Regions from separate parts of the Mus musculus genome. Here region 1 is linked to region 2. Evidence: chromatin loops called from intact Hi-C (ENCODE). Cell type or tissue: heart. All regions are shown on one strand. Each heading gives the region's core, and the rest is flanking DNA. Links, peaks and the distances in the headings are about the cores only.

Evidence for each region. Peaks named below come from ENCODE experiments on the same cell type or tissue, not always from the same donor. Only the 100,000 strongest peaks of a DNase experiment are listed, where the experiment ranks them.
Region 1: a loop joins it to region 2, with 4 times the contacts of the local background. A loop is called at or near these places in 16 of 42 quality-filtered maps.

The regions. Positions count from the first base shown.
Region 1 is chr7:80,798,495-80,808,667 of GRCm38, reverse strand. It overlaps Iqgap1 (IQ motif containing GTPase activating protein 1), which reads left to right and starts at 5,337. Exons shown (of 38, transcript NM_016721.2): 1 at 5,337-5,527; 2 at 8,719-8,818. The coding sequence starts at 5,473. In heart, for the core only: a CTCF peak has its summit at 5,170; DNase peaks (open chromatin) are centred at 5,257 and 5,817; H3K4me3 peaks cover 2,253 bases; H3K27ac peaks cover 1,486 bases.
Region 2 is chr7:80,736,695-80,746,867 of GRCm38, reverse strand. It overlaps Iqgap1 (IQ motif containing GTPase activating protein 1), which reads left to right. Exons shown (of 38, transcript NM_016721.2): 16 at 2,660-2,750; 17 at 2,908-3,075; 18 at 3,690-3,832; 19 at 6,908-7,078; 20 at 7,790-7,873; 21 at 7,964-8,035; 22 at 8,126-8,195; 23 at 8,546-8,754. Among named protein-coding and RNA genes, the nearest start is that of Crtc3, 53 kb to the right of the region's middle. In heart, for the core only: a CTCF peak has its summit at 5,694 (motif pointing right); DNase peaks (open chromatin) are centred at 2,737 and 5,657; H3K27ac peaks cover 1,126 bases.

The DNA of each region.
Region 1 (10,173 bases), core at 2,284-7,283, 62 kb before region 2:
CCATTCCCATTCCCACTCCTATTCCTATTCTTCTTTGGAGACAGAGTCTTGCTATGTCGCCCAGATTGGTCTCAAACTCACAGCAATCCTCCTGCCTTTATCTCCTGAGCACTAGGATTATAGGCATGAACCACCATGCCCAGTTTATCAAGTTCCTGGGGACTAAACACGGGGTTCTAGCATGCTCTCTATCAACTGAGCCACATTCCATCTCTGATGTCACCCATCTTTAAGCAATGATAGGTTTCTTCTCTGTGCGCTTTTTTCATGTGGTGCTTAGCTATTTGGCTTCCGTCTGTTCGCTTTGTGCTGATTCTCCACCTCCCTTGCTCTCAGAAGCACATACATGTGAGCAGCTTTCCATTTAATTTTGGGGATGTATGATTTCTGAAATGTTATTGGGAACCCAGTAAGGAAGTGACTGAAGGAAGGCAGCAACATCCCATTTGGGGCTGGGACGTTAAGTGGGAATACCCCAGGCAGATGAGAAGCTAAGGTTATTCCAGGCTATCTTAGTCAGGGTTTCTATTCCTGCACAAACATCATGACCAAGAAACAAGTTGGGGAGGAAAGGGTTTATTCGGCTTACACTTTCCACATTGCTGTTCATCACCAAGGAAGTCAGGATTGGAACTCAAGCAGGTCAGAAAGCAGGAGCTGATGCAGAGGCCATGGAGGAATGTTCATTACTGGCTTGCTTCCCCTGGCTTGCTCAGCCTGCTCTCTTATAGAACCAAGACTACCAGCCCAGAGATGGTCCCACCCACAAGGCCTTTCCCCCTTGATCACTAATTGAGAAAATGCCTTACAGTTAGATCTCATGGAGGCATTTCCTCAACTGAAGCTCCTTTCTCTGTGATAACTCCAGCTGTGTCAAGTTGACACAAAACTAGCCAGTACACAGGCCAAGGGAAACCTCTGTCATGGGTGCTTATCTCTAGCCATTGTGTTAATATTGCCCATTCCCATCAGCTTATAGATCTCTTGAGGTCATGAACCCATGTGAGTTCCTAAAATGACCAGATAGCTCATTATTTTGCCATTTGATGCCTACTTATGGATTGATTTGGTATGTAATGAACTTTCTTTGTGTTTGTGTTCACTGTGATATTGTATTTCTAGTATTTCACTGTAAAGAACATAGAGACGTAAACAAACAAGGTCCACAAGTCCAGTAACCTCACTACCTAGAGAGACTACTGTTAATATATTGTCCTGGGTGCTTCTCTTTTCTTTTTTGAGACAGGATCACATCATGTAGCTCTGGTTTGTCTAGAACTCTCTATGTACACCAGGCTACCCTGGACCTCATAGCTATCTGCCTGTCTCTGCCTCTAGGCATGAAAGACAAGCACACCATCATCCCCAAATCTCTCCCTTCTGACCAAGAGAGGTTCTTGAACCTATTATTCTTCTGTCTTAGCCTCCTGAGATCAGGGCTATACAGATGCATGTCACTATTCCTGACTGTTTTCTTTCTTTCTTTCTTTCTTTCTTTCTTTCTTTCTTTCTTTCTTTCTTTCTTTCTTCCTTCCTTCCTTCCTTCCTTCCTTCCTTCCTTTCTTTCTTTCTTTCTTTCTTTCTTTCTTTCTTTCTTTCTTTCTTTCTCTTTCTTTCTCTCTCTTTCTCTCCCCCTCTCTCTCTCTTTCTTTCTCTCTCTTTCTCTCCCCCCCTCTCTCTTTCTTCTTCTTCTTCTTCTTCTTCTTCTTCTTCTTCTTCTTCTTCTTCTTCTTCTTCTTCTTCTTCTTTTTCTTCTTCTTCTTCTCCTCCTCCTCCTCCTCCTCCTCCTCCTCCTCCTCCTCCTCCTCCTCCTTCTTTCTTCTTCTTAGAAAGAGTCCGAGGTATCCCAGGCTGGCTTCAAACTCAGTATGTATCAAAGGCTAGCCTTGAGCTCCTGATCCTCCTGACTCTTCCTCCCAAGGACTGGGGTTATAGGTGTGTATTACTGCCGTTGGATGTCTTTATATTTTAAAGCAAAAATGGTATCATAATTTGTGAGTTCAGAATTTATCTTCATTTAAACATCACTTCAGAAATCCTGATGTCTCTTGCTCACCCAGCTTCCCACTAAAGAACTGCAGATTCTCTTCTGCGTATGGTGGCATGTCTCAGACCACCCACACAAGTTGAAAACACAGTGAGCTGAAAAATGTGCAGATGCCACGGCTTAATCTCTCTGCCCAGAGTAGGGATGCTATCCTTCAGCACGACATCTGCTCACTATCTCTAGCCCAAGGAAGAAAATTACAACTTAAAATTTGAAGTCTGGTTCCTATTGATCATGTATCTTTTACAGCATCAAAAAAATTGAAAAGAATCTCTTCATTTGTTACTTTGTGTTGCTACAAGTTCTTACTATGTGACTCAAGCTGGCTTCAAATTTGCTATTCTCCTGTCTTAGCCCTCCCACGTGCTATGATTAATGTATGTGTACCTCCATGCTGAGTGGTGATTAGAGCCATTCTAAGACCAGGGGCTATCAACTCTAATATCCAGTTCCGTATTCTCTATTCTTAATTGCCATTTATAGTTCAAGGGCAGCCCACCTATGGACTCATATACTAGTAAGGTAAAAAGATGAGCTGAAATAGTTACATGTCACTCCTGATCCTCCTGCCCTCTCTCTCCCAAGGAACCATTACCACAGACTTTGTATCTGTCTCTCTACAAATCCCAGGCTGGAAATCACAATGGAAGGCAGGCCAGGCTGGAGTGGCCCTAAAGAGCTTCAACCCTGTGCTCAGTGACCTTAGACCAGAATTGCTCTAATTTTCATAGCAGAGATGGCAGGACTAATTCTCACATTCAAGATGGCTCCTATTAACCTAGAATTGTATAGCATAGGACCTGGACTGCCCTCCTTTGAACCTCACGAATTATACACCTAGAGCTGTACACACACACAAAAAACCCTCATCCTAACATAGGAAGACACCTGTCTCTTTGTCCCATGTGACCCCTTTACTATTAACCTACAGGTAGTTCTCGACTTGCCATTAGATAATTGGATAAATTAAAAAGAAAATCAAATATAGTTTTGTAGACATTCTTTTAAATGCTTGAAGATACAGAAGTAACCAAGTTACTGAGTGTAACCCAAATTGTTTGGTTTTCAAAAAGCTACTGGTATTGTCTGGATAGATGCCTCAGAGACGGAGGGAAAGCAGTGGCTGCTCTTCCACAGGACTGGGGTTTGATTCCCAGTGCCCAGATGGGTTACAATTGGCTGTAACTCCAGTCCCAGGGGATTTAATCCCTTTCTCTGGCATCTGAGGGCACCAGGAATGCACATGGAACAGAGACACATGAATAGACAAAGCATCATACACTGGGGCTGGAGTTAAGAGCTGATAAGGGGACCTGGGTTTGATTCCCAGTACCCACATGGTAGCTGACAACCAACTGTAACTCCAGTTTGAGGGGATCTCCTACCTTCCACTGACCTCAGATGCCAGGTAACCACAAGGCACACATACGTACATAGATAGAACTAGGGCCTCATGCATGCAAGGCAAGTAAGTGTTTTGCCTCTGAGTTTTATCCCCTGCCCTCTTGTATGCTTTCTCTTTCCTGTTTCTTTATAGACAGAATCTTGTACACACCTGCCTACCCCAGGTTTCGAACTTGCAGTGAGGACTTCTGCCTCTGCCCCAAGAGTACTAAGATGACTGGTGTAGTGCAGCTGCTTATAGATTGTAAGTTATCTTCTTCCTTTAGGAGCTCAGGGCTATGGGTGTAGCTTAGTGGCAGAGGGCTTGACTAGCGCATGTCAGGGCATGGGCTGTATCCTAAGCACTATATAAAGTTCTTAACTTTTCATTTATTTATCTTGACACACAGACACACTCTCTACACATTTCTGGCTGTCCTGGAACTCACTATGTAGACCAGGCTGGCCTTGAACTCACCGAGATCTGCCTGCTATTGTCTCCTGAGTGCTGGGATTAAAGTCGTGCCTCAACATGCCCAACTAAGAAGAAAGTTTGTAAGGAAAGAGCTAGTAAATTGAAAATGGCTGGAACAAAGAGCCTGGAATTGGGTTGTAAAGGTGCCCACCTGGCATGGGAAAGTACACAAACTGCACTGTGAAGGGAGTAACAGGAAAAATTACATCTATGACAAGAACTCGGAAGCTGGGTGTGGTGGCACATGCTTTTAGTTCTAGCAATCAGGAGGAAGAGACAGGTGGATCTTCAAGGGTAGCCTTGCCTATTTAGTGGGCTCCAGGACAGCCAGAACTACATAGTGAGACTTGTCCCCCTTCCCAAAGAACTCCGTACTTTGGAAAGAGCATGCTGGCAATCATGATGATCTGGTTGGCACAAGTGAGAATAGAGATTATGATGATCAAAAAAGTGTTATCACAGGTGGGGACAGAAACAAAACTAGATGCTTCAGAAATAGAGGTGAGTCGAGGAACCTGGGGTGTGTGTGTGACTGGTGATGGAACACTTCCAGAGAGTGGGGCAGGAACAGGATCAACGTTTGACAGGTTTTAGTGTCTGTGAGAGGTCCAAAAATGCACGTTAGATAGTTTGGAACTACTGAGGGGCTTCTAGATGGTCTGGATTGTAAGTAGAAGCCATCAACTGTTTATGGTGAGGGTAAGAGTCCTGAGAATGGGACTTTTACTTTATTATTATTATTATTATTATTATTATTATTATTATTATTAGAGCCAGTGATTCACTCCAATCCAGGCTGGTTCAGAATAGAATTCGGTTGAATACTGGCACTTTAAAAGATCACAAGGGTAAAGAGACGAGGCATCCTTATTAATAGGGTCAAGATAACCCCCCTAAGATCTTGCAGATTGTAAAGAGCTGATAAACAGCTCTTCCGCGTGAGCATCGTCATCCCCCAGTTTAAGAGATTGAGCAGTTCTATTCTTTAGCACTGTTGGGGAGAACAGAGGTCAGATTGACAGAATGTAGCAGAGAGTAGGAGTGGGAGTCTTTCCTGACAGTGGGTCCTACTTGCTTCCAATAATCACACTCTGGGCCACTTGCAACGGCTCCTTGAAGGAGCCGCGGTGCAGAGGGGGTTAACTCAGTTGTCAGGAGAAGGCAGGCGCCTAAAAACATTTGGATTTCAAGCTGTAGACATTGGCGGCCTTTTAGTCAGAGCCGCAGATAGGGCGACAGCGGAGGAGTGTCGGGACAACGGACCAAGCCGGCCTAGGGACTCGCTACAGCACCCCGCCTCCTCGCTTCCGCAAGTGGAGAGCGAAGAGGGCAGGGGCGGGTCCTGTAATACTGACCACGCCCCTTCCGCTCGCTCCGGGGAGCGCAGCTGGGCGTGGACTCAAGGGCGGGGTCTGCGGGGCGGGACCTGCAGGGTGGGGCCGATGGCGCGGGGCGGGGCTCTGAGGACAGCGACAGCCCGCGCACTGGGCAGGAGTTACTGCTGCTACGGTCGCCCGCGTCTTCAAGGTCTCTGCGCTTCCTCACCGGAGACCTGGACTCGGCCGCCATGTCCGCCGCGGAGGAGGTTGATGGCCTGGGTGTGGTCCGGCCGCACTATGGCTGTGAGTGCCGAGGGCTTGGGGGTGCGCGGGCGAGGGACCAAGCTCGGGTTTTCCCAGGGGCTCAGCCGGGCGGGTGCGCCGGGTGGCTTGGGACCGCACGGACCCGGAAGAGCAGCTGGCTGTATGGCTGGTAGCAAGGTTGGCGCCCGAGCCTTCTCGAGCTCCGGAGGCGGCGGGTAGAAACCTGGAGGCCTCTGCCTTCGCTAGGCGCTGCGGCAGGGGAGCCCCACCCAGCTCCTCCACCGGTTAGTTCTACTGAGATTGGGGAAGACGGCCTAGGGTGAGGTGGCAGGAGAACTGACTGTGCAGGGCGTGTCCTGGGCACTGGACCCAGGGGTTCTGCTCGGGCGTGGTGGGAAGGTGCTGCCCGGATTGCTGCCTGCGAGGGTGACCCAGGGCGCAGACCCGCGCAGCCTCAGGCTAGCTGCGAGGTGCAGTTTTAGGCAAGCAGCTTATGCTTTCTCCTGCTGGGTTCTTTCTTTAGCATTTCAAAAGTAAAATTAAAACATAAACACACCCAAACCGGCTCCCCCCACTTCCTCATTTTCTGTGACTATCCCTGCAACCTTAGTAAACTAACCAGCTGTACGTGGGATAGTAGTTACAAGAGGATCCCTTTGAGTCCCAGGTTTAGATTTTATGTTTTGGGAAAAGTACTTTCTTAAAGGATACTTTAACACATCCAGTTATGCATTGGATAGTGTTATAATGTGTGCTACGTTTGTGAAATTAGGGATGAAAAAGATCAAACAGTGCCTTCAAAACCTGTCCGAGAAAGAGACAGGTGTACAGAGATTGATAATTAGATGAGGGGTTGGGAATTTAGCCCAGTGGTAGAGTGCTTGCTTAGCAAGTGCAAGTCCTCAGCTCCAAGAAAAAAACCAATAAGGTGCAATAAAGATAAACGATGCATGAACTAACTCTAACTGGGTATAAAGAGTAATGGGGGTGAAGAGAAGGGACTTAACAAGGCCATGGGAAGGTAGGTGCTGACTTTTAAACAGAGGCTTGGAGGATGCAGTGTGGGGCAGGGTGAGCAAGACATGACTTTGAGAGGGCAGACACAAACTAAATATGGTATTGGAGAACATAGGGTTACTGTACGTGGAAAACCGAGGGCATCGAAGTGCAGAGGTGGAATTGAAAGGGAGAGGAGAAAAGTAAAAAGGATTTCCCGAAGTAGCCCAGGCTAGAGTGAGAATAGCTCTGATTGCCTTCCCAAGGAGTTATCCCTTGGGAAGACAGTGGAGAAGGCAGATGGCTACAAGGTAAAGTCCACAGGCCCTGGAGTCAGGTGGGCTGCAAAGGCCCTTGATTAGCCCTCTGACTGAGTTCTTCCAGCCTCAGTATCCTCAGCTGTCAAATAGTGGTGATCACAGGATGGGTCTGGGCTAGAGTAGGAGCATGTGTGTAAACTGTGTAGTCCAGGAGCTTCGGTTATGAAGAGAGGGGAGAGTGTGACCAACAAGGATAGACTATAGTTGATGCCTCTTGAAGCTACAAGAAAATGTAGTACATATATATTTAAAACACTTAAAATTTTGGTTCCTTGATAATTTCTTTTTTAAAGATTTATTTATTTATTTTATGTATATGAGTACACTGTAGCTGTACAGATGGTTGTGAGCCTTCATGTGGTTGTTGGAAATTGATTTTTTTAGGACCTCTGCTCGCTCTGATCAACCCCTCACTCAGGCCCAAAGATTTATTTATTATTATAAATAAGTACACTGTAGCTGTCTTCAAACGCACCAGAAGAGGATGTTAGATCTCATTATGGGTGGTTGTGAGCCACCATGTTGTTGCTGGGATTTGAACTCAGAACCTTTGGAAGAGCAGACAGTGCTCTTACCCGCTGAGCCATCTTGCCAGCCCCACATAGCATGTGTTTTTTTTTTTTTTTTTTTTTTTTAAAGATTTATTTATTTATTTATTTTATGTGAGTACACTGTAGCTGTCTTCAGACACACCAGAAGAGGGCATCAGATCCCATTATAGATGGCTGTGAGCCACCATGTGGTTGCTGGGAACTGAACTCAGGACCTCTGCAAGAGCAGTTTTGACTCTTGACCACTGAGTCTACTCCTTGAGAATTTCATAATATAAAAAATGAAATGTGATCATATCTATCTCCTATCTCTTCCCTCCAGTGATTTATCTGAAACTGTATCTCACTGTATAATTCTGGCTGACCTGAACTTACTGTTTAAGACAGTCTGGCCTTGGACTCAGAAATCTGCCTGCCTCTGCCTTCCAAATGCTGGGATTACAGGCTTGTGTTATCACACCTGGATCTTTTTCTTTAAGGAAATTCTTTTATGTGTTTGGGTGATTTACTGGCTTGCATAATGTCTGTGCACCATGTGTGTACCTGGTACCTGCAGAGCCCAGAAGAGAATGTCTGATTCTCTGAAACTGGAGTTATAACTCATGAGCCTTCCTGTGGTGTGCATGCTGGGAATTGAACCTAGGTCCTCTGTAAGAACAGCCAATCCTCTTAACTGCTGAGCCATCTCTCCAGCCCCTAGGCTCTCTAAAATAAAAAATAAAAAAACCCCACTAAGTTCAGCTAGTGCTGTCCCTGTGTGTATGCGTATCTTGACTGTCCATCGGGCATGGGCAGCTAGCTAACCAGTGGCCTCTTTCCCATATGTACATAAAGAAATGATTTTATATGTATGAGTGCATGCATGTATGTATGTGCAGGACATACATACCTGGTGTCCTGGAAGGTCAGAAACAGGGCATTGGATCCCCTTGAACTAGAATTACAGATGCTTGTGAGCAGCCTATAGGTGTTAGAAACCCAGGTCAACAAGTGCTCTTAACTGCTGACATGTCTCTATGACCCCTTACCACCCCCCACATATAATATATAATATATAATATATAATATATAATATATAATATATAATATATAATATAATATATAATATATAATATATAATATATAATAATGTGTATGTGTGTGTATATATATATATATGTGTGTATATATGGTAAGATGAATGTAGTTGAAACCATATGGTTTGTTTTTAGGAAAATCATTTGTAGTGCCCCTGGCTACCCATATATCCACTAGTTAGCCTGCCTTTCTAGGTGACTAGCAGCAATTTGATGGTGGTGGCCTTCATTTATTGCTGAGGAAAGTTACAGAGCTTGGTGTTTACACTCTTTCCTTTCTGTTTTAGCCGTCCTGGATAATGAGAGGCTCACTGCAGAGGAGATGGATGAGCGGAGACGGCAGAACGTGGCTTATGAATACCTTTGTCATCTGGAAGAAGCAAAGAGGTATGGAGGGACTAGTTGGAGAGTGGCCTGGGAGAAGGAGCTGATGTGCTGTGCCTTTAAAAGAGTTGTTTTCATTTCTGTGTATGGTTTCTGGTATCCATGTATGGCTGCCAGTGGAGGTTAGAAGGCCTTAGATCTCCCTGGGGCTGGAGTTACAGTCACCTGATGTGGGTGGTGGCAGCCCAGCTCTGGTCCTCTGAAAGAGCAGCAAGTGTTCCTAACTGCCGAGCTGTCTACCCAGCCTCCACAGGTGGCTCTCTGTGTGCATTATGTTTTAGGTAAGAGTGTTGGCGGCTGGCAGTTGAAAGGGTAAGTAGGTAGGATAAGTGTAGAGTGTTTATTCATGGGAACAAGTGGGCCGTGGTGGGTTATGATGAAACACTCTGTCGAACACTTGTGCCTGCTGAAAGATCTCCACAGTTGTGTTTTTCAGCCTTTCTGTTTGTAGTGGTTGTTTTGGGTACTGCCAGCTGTCAGAAATAACGTTTTAAGTTAGGGTTTGATGTTCTTGATCTTCTCAGTGGTTCCTAATTCTTCAGGGTTTTGGTTTGTGTATTGAGCCCCATCTCCTGGTGACTCATGGAGTGGGTATTAGGTTTAGGGGGCTGGTAAGGGTGGAGCTGAAAGGGGCTGAGGACATACCTGAGTGGTAAAGTACTTGTTGAGTGCTCAAGGTCCTGGGAGACACCCAGTGCCAGAAGAAAACTGCAGAACCTTCTTACGAGGGTCATGCCGTAGCTATAGATCTGTCCACCAGCAGCATGGCGAGGCCTTTCCGCAAACTCAATGCTGCCACACATTTTTTTTTTTTGAGATGGGAATCTCAGCCCTAGGCTGGCCTCAAACTCATCCTGCTGCTGAGGCTTCTCTGGTCCTCCCACTAGCATCTCCCAAGTGCTGAGATTACAGGCATGCGCCACCACACCCATCTCCTCTGCATTCTTTATGAGGAGGATACTCAGCTGCTGTTTATCTTCTCCAGATATCTCAAGACCTTGTGATCTTAATTTTAGGGTGTCAGTTTGTTATCAGTGGTTCCTTTTGTTGTGTTGCTTACATTTCTTTGCAAGGTTCCAGAGCAGATAAACACAATTATAGGTCGTGTACACTGAAGAATAATGGGAGATAATTGTCATCCAGGCTTAGTGAAAACCAGGGATGTTTTAGATGATTAAAACAAGAGTGGAAATTTGATTTGATTGTCAAGAGCTGGCCAGGAAAGTTGGCAGTAAATATGAGCTCCTAGGCCCAAGAAGCCCTTCAGAGCTCCCTTTTCTTTAAAGATGACAAAAACTGCCCCAGATATGGTCCCCTTGGCACCCTGCCCTGGACTCTTTATAAGACTGAAGTAGCGG
Region 2 (10,173 bases), core at 2,683-7,682:
CTGTCTGTCGTCTGGTGGGTTTGTATGTCTGTCCAGTCCCTGCATGCCTTATTTTTGTTGTTGCTGTGTGTTTTATTTGGCAACAAAACATTCTACTGATAATGTGTTAACTGCAGAAATCAGATTCCTGCCCTCATGCATCACTTATTTGGTGTTCTAGGGTTTTTGTTGAGATGGGGGCTTGCTTCAGTGAGATTGCAGGTGCACAGCTGTTCAAGGCGTTTCTGAATTCTGTGAACTGTCTTTGTCATGTACATGCAGGAAAATCTCCCTAATCAGCTTGTGATTTGCTAACAATTGGACAGGTGTCCTTGAATCCCTAGACCCTGTAAAGCCTCCCTGCCCTGCTGAGGGGCCTCCCTGCCCTGCTGAGGGGCCTCCCTGCCCTGCTGAGGGGCCTTTGTGCTTTCCGCTCAGTAGGCAGGCTGTTTACAGCTGTGCAGCTTTCTCTCCAGGCTTGGTCAGACACGGAGCTTAGAGCTTTCGATTTTATTGGAATATAATTTGCAGGCCATATGATACATCATTATAAAATTTGTGTCATTGCCTCCCCTATGTTCACAATCACTTATAGAAGAGTCTCTGCACCCCATCTGTACCAGGTGTGGCCCTCTCGGTTCCCATCCAGGTCAAGGGTCTCACAGCTCACACCTCTTCTCCAGATTTGCCTTCTCAGTGTTTTTGGTTAGTGGTGGTGGTGGTGGTGGTGAGACTGTACATTATCACCACAAGCATCAGTGATGCTAAACAGCTGGGGAAGGCCCTGGTCATCCAATGAGGATAAGGGATGGGGGGGGGGGGAAGCACTGGTGACCTCCCAGGGAGCACCAGATAGGTTGTGGGAAGATGGAACAGCACCGAGCTCACGTTCTTTCTCACTCAGTGGGAAATGCCTTTGTGTCAGCTCTTAACTGTTACAAACCTTCCTTCATCTTGTCAGCTTACAAAAGCTAATCCATGCTATTTTTAGCCAGGATTTTTAGTGAGAAGTTTCTTAGAAGTCCCGAGTCTGCCATTTCATTTCTTTCCTTACTTGAAGTTGGTGCCTTTGGAGCACTTTGTAAGAATGATCACCAGTCCCTGGGTAGGAGAGTCTTAATGCCCAAGGTGAGCATCACTTTACTATTATGTACATGCGTGACTTTTAAAACTCTCTTCCCATCTGTATACACATGCTTGTGTGTAAGCCACCAGGAACTAGTTAGAGCATATGCCAGACCAATTTCTCTTCATTCTCTTGCCTTTCATACCTTAGCTCCATTGTTTGGTCCTTATGTGTGAGGATTATGTGTGAAAGAAAGGTTAACCGTAGCTCTTTGTTTTACCCTGCATGGGGCAGTGGGGGATAGGACTGTGAATAGTCAGAACGCTTGCAGAGCGCTCTCTCCCTGCAGGGGAAGGCTCTCCCTTGGCCTCCCAGCTCTGCTGTTAGCTGATTCTTCTTGGAATGCATGTGAGATCAGCCTAGCAGTGAACCCGCAATGGCTGGATTCCAGCCCACGGAAGTGCCTTTGCTTTGGTCGTAGCGTTTGTGGGCAGTTTCTCTTGCAGACTAGGACCATCCGCCCTGTTGCCTCTGACTTCTCAGCTCTTGGAGTCACAGCCTGTGGCTGCCGCATTGTGGCTTCACCCTGCAGTTGATGTTAGCATTTACAGTACTTTGAGGACTCGGAATTGTGTGTGGCCATTCCCCATCTTCAGTATATGTAACATGAACACATGAGGAAAAATATTTGAAGGGAGACAAGAAACCAGCAAAGGGGGGGGGGATCAGGGAGGGTGGGGGTGAATAATAAAATGGTATATGCATCAGAATCCTATATTGAACCCTTACATGTTAGCTTAAGGAAAAATAAACTATAGCAAGAGTGAAACAAGCCAGTTCTGCTCCATCACCTCTGACACAGGAGCCCGCTCAGACTGTACAGCTTTTCTGGCTATCTCGTCACCATTTATTAGAATCCTGTGTGTGGACATGTGTGTTTAGTTTCCAGCAAATGATTTTAAAATGAAAGGCTTAAGCAGGGCATGGTGGCATACACTTTTAATCCCAACTTTTGGGAGGCAGAGGCAGAGGCAGGTGGATCTCTGTGAGTTTGAGGACAGCCGTGTCTACAGAGTGAGTTCCAGGACAGCCTGGGCTACACAGAGAAACCCTGTCTCAAAAAACAAAGCAAAACAAACAAAAAAGAACTCTTGCAGTAGCAGTAACTCCAGGTTTTAAATCTGAGAAGGAAAAGGATCCGGTTACATAAGACATAAGCGTTGGTTGTATTGGAGAATTTGAGCTGCCTCTGTGTGTGTTTCAAGGGCAAAGGAAGCTTTCTGGACCTTGTGTATTAATACACATACTCTGGCCTTTGTCATACGGTACAAGTCCCTGGGCCCCTTCCCAGTGTACCTGCTCCTGCGCCCTCCACGGCTGTCAGCTTCCTGAACAGTTTGAGTGGCCTTCATTCATTCATCCATTGCTTACATTGGAGCCATTTCCTGTTTAACTTTAGGGCAGGGTATTTGATGCCTGGCTCTTTTCATTCACTTAATCCACGGCTCATCTGTGGAGCTTTTTCTTCTGTAGCTGAGCCCCAGAAGGCCCTCATCACACATACCCTGATGTTCACCATGGCTTTCGTACTGTTTTGCTTTCAATCATATGTAGGAAACACAGGATGAGTCAGCTGTGTTATGGTTGGATGAAATTCAAGGTGGAATCTGGCAGTCCAACAAAGACACCCAAGAGGCCCAGAGGTGTAAGTATCCATGTGTCTGTTGTCTGGCTCACGTGTAGGTGGAGGGTGAGGTCAACAGGTGCTGGGCAGGGTAGCTGGCCAGTAGGTATGCTGGGTGAAGTCATGTGAACACAGACAGCCCCTAAATTGCTCCATTAATAACTCTCTTCCGAGACAGTTGCCTTAGGAATCTCTGCCATCAATGAAGCAGTAGACAGCGGTGATGTTGGCAGAACCCTGAGTGCCCTACGTTCTCCCGACGTTGGCTTATATGGAGTGATCCCCGAATGTGGGGAAACGTACCAGAGTGACCTTGCTGAAGCCAAGAAGAAGAGACTGGCAGCAGGTGGGTCATGGGGGGGTACATATGTCCATGAGCTAAGCCCTTGAGCATATCAGGAGACAGATGTAGGCCAAGATACGCAGTGTGGATAAACAGTATTTAGGCTCACTTTGCAGGAAATAGTCCTAAACTCTGAACGCTTGTAGATAGCTGCGTGAACTAGACCAGTTTTATTGAGAGCGTGGAAAGGATCCGAGATACTTGGCTGTTCGCATTTCCTAGGATGTCAGCAGCTCTGACTATCTGAGTCTGTGGACGGCTGACAGAAGTTCACAGCAGAGAAAATGTTGTAGCTCTCTCATTCCTGAACGGTAGTGCTGAAGGGTGCATGGCCCGTCTTTTCTGGACGGTGTTTTGACTGCAGGATTTAGACAGAGGAGTTGTAAGAATAGTATGATTGGTTCTGTGATGGACCCTCCTAGGCAATATGACATGCATGACATAGACCAGACATTACTCAGCCAAGGCCCAGGGGACACACGAGATGTTCCTTTACTGTTGGATCCAAGGAATAGGTTTTAGAAAGTGTGTAGGTTCTCAAAGCTGACCAGAGTAATCAGTGTGGGGGTGTGGCTCTGGGTTACTGTCTTTCCCCCTCTGTTTTCTGCCAACAACAGGAGATAATAACAGCAAGTGGGTGAAGCACTGGGTGAAAGGCGGGTACCATTACTACCACAACCTGGAGACGCAAGCAGGAGGATGGGCTGAGCCCCCAGACTTTGTGCAGAATTCTGTGCAGCTTTCTCGAGAGGAGATCCAGGTAGGCCACCTTTCTTCTCACAAGAAAGACCTGAGAGAAAGTGCCTCAGGGTTACTCTTGGTTCAGAGGAGAGATGCTTGTGGCTGGTAGTCCTGGACTCCAATGTAGACTGGGCAATGAGTAATTCTGAAGTAATCATGCTTTAGTGGTTTTGGAGGTGATGAAGTCTGAGATGGAAAACATGTCAGTTGTACAACTCAGTGAGTTTCACTCTGTGGTTCTTAAAAGTTGGGTGGCCCAGGGCTCTGCCTCCTGGCCTTTCATTGTTGGGGAAACATCAGGCCCAGAACAGAGCCAAGGAGTGCGGGCAGAGACGGGGCTCTAGCACAGTACTGTCATGTTAGGGAAAGTTTAATTCTGTCCTGGAGGAAGGCAAACCAAGAGACATTTTAAACAGGTGAGGAAAGAGGAAAGAATGTTTGGGACGGAGAGGGGAAAGTCACTGAGGGTGGAAAAGCCAGGACCTTGTGTGGAAAGATACACATGCGGCTGTCTGATGGGGGTGCAGCCGAAGGGACCGCAGTGAGGGAGGGACCAGTGCTGGGCTGAGGACCTCCTTAGGCACAGCCAGGCCTAGACAGTGCTTTACATGTGGGTCCTGAACTGATGTACAGGACGGGAGTGATGGTCCTCCCTGACTTTAACACATGACCTAATCTCTTACTCCTGTAAAGCCAGTGACTGGCAAGGACTGCACCCCCCATACCCGACTCTGCACTTGTCATTGTATGGGACAGGCACCCTTCAAATGCCCTCAGGAGGGAAGTCTCTCACCGGCATGTTATTGCTTAATGTCTGTTACCATCCTCTCTGGTTCCCGCGAGTCTCACAGTTTCTGTTATTATACTTATCCAAATCTAAAGTGCTGGGTGTGGGGGTTGATCCCGAGGGTCTAAGGCAGAGCTTGGGAGGCCACATTTCTAACAAGTTCCCAGGCAGTGTTGCTGCTGATACTCTAAGGACTGCTTGTGAGTATTGGCCCACATACAGAGCATGTCTTCCTTACCCAGAAATAAAAAAGAAAAGAAAACCAACCAACCATGACAATTCACATCTTCAATCCCAGCTCTGTGGAGGCAGAAACAGGCAAAACTCTGTGCATTTGAGACCAGCTGGTCTACATAGTGAGTTCTAGAACATCCAGGGAGACAGACAGACAGACAAACCCTGTCTTCTAAAAAAGAAAAGAGAAGGCAAAGCCCGTAAGGTTTCTCTGATTTGACCTAACCTGCATTCACACCCTGTCTAAGTGCCTTGCAAGTTAGTATGCCCCAGGACTCTCTCTGTTGCCATCCACTTGTTAGCTCCCAGGGGGAAGCCTGGCATCTTTAGTGAAAATGCCTGCCTTGGTATCTGGCACAGTCTTCGCATTGTCAGATGCCGTTAGGAAGTCTCTGCAAACCCTCCTTGCAGTTCTTTGCAGACCTCTGCCTCTGAGGCCCCTCAGAATCTCTCCTGCTGCCTTGTCTCTGCTTCTTCCTTGGCCATCGGCCCTCTGTCACTCCTTCACCTTATGGGGTGATTAGAGAGGACACTGTCAGGCACCAAGTCCAACACCACCATGGTCTCATTTGAACCTGTGACCCTGTGTGTTGTGACCCATACCGCCATATCTTAGACCTTCCCCACACCAAGAAGGTGACCTTCCATCTAGAAGCCCAGATACTTCAGCCAGTGAGGCAGAAGAATAGAAACTGAAGTAAGGGGTTAAAAGGGGCTGGTGACACTATGGACCTCAGCCGTTCAGGGAGGGTATGGTGGCCTCGGGACATCAGAGCTCCAGGAGCCTGCAGGCTTGGTGCTCCCTCATTAGAACATCCTCAAGGACAGCTTGGAGTGCTGCCCACCAGAGGGAAGCAGAGAGAAAAGGGAGAGCAACAGGACGTGCTCTCAGCTCCCCCTTGTGAGCTTTCCAAAGCACTTAACATACCGAAATTTTGGTGTGCATGCTAGGGCCCAAAAAAAAAAAAAAAAAAAAACGTCTCTAATACTAAGGAAAGAAAGAACAGGCACTTTGGCAGGTAATCGGGTACATGGACATTCCTAAACCTCCTCGCAGCTGAGCTGCTGCCTCAGTCAAGCCCAGTCCCTCTTACTGGGGTCACAGTAGAAGCATTCTAACTCCCCTCATTCTACTCGCCTGCAGATTCTTTCCCAGTGTGCTTGTGTGTGCACACGTCTGCATATGCATATATAATCCTATAACCTACACATATAGCCTATATATAAAACATATATAACCTGTAATTGTGGTACTTGGGAGTTTGAAGCAGAATGATAAGAGATAAAAGCTAGCTCAGGCCACATACCAAGACCCCCATCTTAAAAACAAAATAAAAATAACTGTGTGTGTGTGTGTGTGTGCGCGCGCGCACGTACGTGAGAGGGGAGGTGTTTGTGTGTTGGGGGATGGCACACATGAAGACAACTTTTTCTCTAGTCTGTTAGCTGTTCTACCAACCGTGCTTTTTTTTTTTGTAAGATTTATTTATGTATATGAATGTTTTATCTGTATGTATACCTGCATGCCAGAAGAGGGAGGGCATCAGATCCCAGGGTAGATGGTAGTAAATCACCAAGTGGTTGCTGGGAATTGAACTCAAGACTTCTGGAAGAACAGTCAGTTGGGAATTGAATTCAAGACTTCTGGAAGAGCAGTCAGTGCTCTTAACCTCTGAGCCATCTCCAGCCCAGTGCTGTTTTTAAAAATAAATTTGATGATTTTATTCCTCTATTCAAAAGTTTTCATCAGTCGAAGCCCCCTGGGCTGCTGAGCAGTGTGCGTTGGGGGGTATCCTGCATACTTTACTTGTAGATTTTTCACTAGTGCTTTGTGCCAGTGTGGATGGGGGTCATGGATACAGGAATGAGGAATGAATTAAAGGCCTAGCTTTTAATTACTGAGTTACTAATTAGTGAGTCAGCCTGCCCCTGGGACCCACACCTGAGGTCTTCGTGCCCAGTCCTCAGCTGACTACTTGGCCATCGGTGGATGGAGAGTGGAGGCAGCTGTGGGCTCAGGTGATGCTCTGTGTCTCTTCTCTTGTCCCCGAATGTGACCAAATGCTTTTTCAGAGCTCCATCTCTGGAGTAACCGCTGCATATAACCGAGAGCAGCTTTGGCTGGCCAACGAAGGCTTGATCACCAAGCTGCAAGCCTGCTGCCGTGGGTACCTCGTTCGACAGGAATTCCGATCCCGGATGAATTTTCTGAAGAAACAGATCCCTGCCATCACCTGCATTCAGGTACTTCCTACAGCGAGCGGGCCTCTAGAGCAGGAGGAATAAACTGTCACTCTAAAACTGAATGTGTGAGTGTGTTTCTGTGACCTCTTCTCTCATATGTGGACAGTAACCTTCTGTTTGTGACATTACATTACTGTGCTTTGGTAGCAAGAAGCATTAGTGAGCACCACGTCTGTGGATTGTACCTGCACCTCTGTAGTGCATATGATAGTGATATATCCTAGTCACAGTAGATAAAACAATAGCGCTTCAGTAACAGTAATGGAGAAATTGAATTAGGAATTTGGCTCCATTGCTGCTAGACACTGTGGGTCTCTTACGTTTCCTTATCTGTGAAATGTGGTACACTACTGTGTATCTCCCTCACCTGTAACAGTAAGGGTGTCAAATAAGTGAATCGATGTGACTCACTTTAAGATGTGACAAGTGTGGACGAGGGATACAGCTCAGTGCAGAGCACATGCAAAGTGTACACAAGGCCAGGCATTAGGTCCCCAGCACCAAAGCCCCCAGACAAAACTGTGTGTGCTGTTGTATCAATGTCAGGGAAGTAGAACATGACGGCTGTGATCTCAGGGAGGTGTGGTCTCTTCCTACAGCGTCATCAGGAAATTGTGCTTGGAGAATAGCAAGCTGAGGGTTTTGTTTGTTTGTTTTAACTTTCACCGATTCTTTGAAAATAATGCCATGTATACTGTGCGGTGCCTTTAGTCACAGTGGAGAGGATACAAACAGAAGAAGGCATATCAAGATCGGCTGGCTTACCTGCACTCCCATAAAGACGAAGTTGTGAAGGTATGGTAGCCCAGCAGGGTTTGTCCATGTGGGGTGCAAGCCTGACGTGTTAAAAAGGCCGCTCTAAGTTCCAGGATCCCTTTTCCACAGATTCAGTCCCTTGCCAGGATGCATCAAGCTCGAAAGCGCTATAGAGATCGCCTACAGTATTTCCGAGACCATGTAAGTAGCCTAGGACAGCAGGCTGCTCAGGTGGCATCTTCTGTGTATGTGATGGCCAAATGAGTAAAGAATTTCTTCTTTGTCCCTTAGATAAATGACATTATCAAAATCCAGGCTTTCATTCGGGCCAACAAAGCTCGTGATGACTACAAGACTCTCAGTGAGTAGCCATGGCTCAGCGGTGAAGAGTTGAGGCAGTGCTTGGGAGCCCTCAGGTCCTGGGCGCGCTCCACGGATCTCTTTGGTTGTCCTGAAGGCAAGGCTTGGGAAGGGAGCCACTTGTGATTAAGCCCCCTTGCTAACACGTGGCTAGCTGTCTTGCTGCTTGCCGATGTAGCCCCTGTGGTAACAGCAATAACCCGACTACGGACTGCACTTGACGATTGTCTGAGCACGTTCAAACCTAAGCATTAATATCTCGTGTGTCACTAGAGCTTTGAGACAGTACTGACCCGTCTCAGACTTTGGAATGTTTCCTGGTAACTCAGTGATCCATATTTTCTTTGTCAGTCAATGCTGAGGACCCGCCTATGATTGTGGTCCGAAAGTTTGTCCACCTCCTGGACCAAAGTGATCAGGACTTCCAGGAGGAACTTGATCTCATGAAGATGCGCGAGGAGGTCATCACCCTCATCCGTTCCAACCAGCAGCTGGAGAACGACCTCAACCTCATGGATATCAAAATCGGACTGCTGGTGAAGAACAAGATCACGCTGCAGGTGTGCACGGGGCCTGCCTCCCTCTTCCCAGCAGAGGGTGGAGTCCAGCCTTGTCTAACAGGGAGTGTGGAGTCCAGCCTTGTCTAACAGGGAGTGTAGTGGCTGATATATATATATATATATATATAATTTTTTTTATAGATAACCCTTTTCTAATTCCACCAACTATCATTTTCTGTTCTTTTTTTGCCTACTTAGAAACTAAGACTCCATTTCCAGATTTTTTGGTTCAGTGAATCATCTCATTTGTCTGCCTGTTATCTATGCTTTTATTATAAATAGCATCCCAGTGATGTCCAACTATACTGAGGACTGGTTAGTTTACGACAAGTTCTCTAACTGCTTACCGTCCTATCCACATGGCTAGGACTGCAGACTCACCACTCTGCCCAGCTGACATTGTTTCCAGAATTTTGTTCTGGGTGATTTTGTCCTTTAGGGCTTTAACTTTAGATATTTCGAGTTTAGGGTATTTATTAATTATTTCATTTATTTGGGGGTTGGATACGTGTAGATGTCACAGAACAAGTTGCAACTTGTTCCCGTCTAACATGTGATATCGCCCTGGTTGCCGGGCTTGGCAGCAAGCACCATTACCTATTGAGCTTTCTCACCAGCCTCCCCCACCCCCATTTATTTGTTAGTTTATATGTCTATGTTTTGCCTGCTTATCTATCTATGCATGCCTAGTGCCCAAGAAGGCCTGAAGAGCGAGTCAGATCTCCTGGAACTGGAATCACAGATGAATGTGAGCTGCCGTGTGGGTGCTGGGATTTGAACTCAGGTCCTCTGGAAAACAGCCAATGCTCTTAAGCGCTGAGCCATCTTTCCAGCCCCCACCAGCCTTGTTTGTTTGTTTGTTTGTTTGTTTTTAAACCTTGGTTGTTCATTTGTTTCTTCGTTCTTTACAGTGTGGGAAATTGACCCAAGGCTTCACACATACGAGGCTGAGCTACATATCCAACTGCCCCTAGTTGCTTCCTACCCAGCTTTGTGTAAATTTTACTTAGTGACAGTATCTTGATCCGTTGTTCACATTGGATAACCTGGTAGCCCTTTTTCTTGACCTCTTGAGTAACTAGGATTACAGACGCGTGCCATCATGCACAGCTAAAGAGTATGTTTATGTGTTTGTTTATTGTGTTGTTAGACCTGAAGCCAGGGTATTGGGCATGCTGGTTGGGCACTCTGCCCCTGAGCTGTAGGCCTGTCCCTTAAGATATGTATGCCCTTAGTTGGTGGCATGCTTGAAGCTGTGGGTTTCCCCTCACAGACTGCATAAACTAGGCATGCATGGTGTTACATGCCTTCAGTCCTTGCCCTTGGGAAGTGGAAGCAGGAAGATGTTCAAGGTCACCTTTAGCCACAGAGTAAGTTGAAGGCCAGCATAGGGACAGGAGGCCCCCCCCCCCTTTTTTT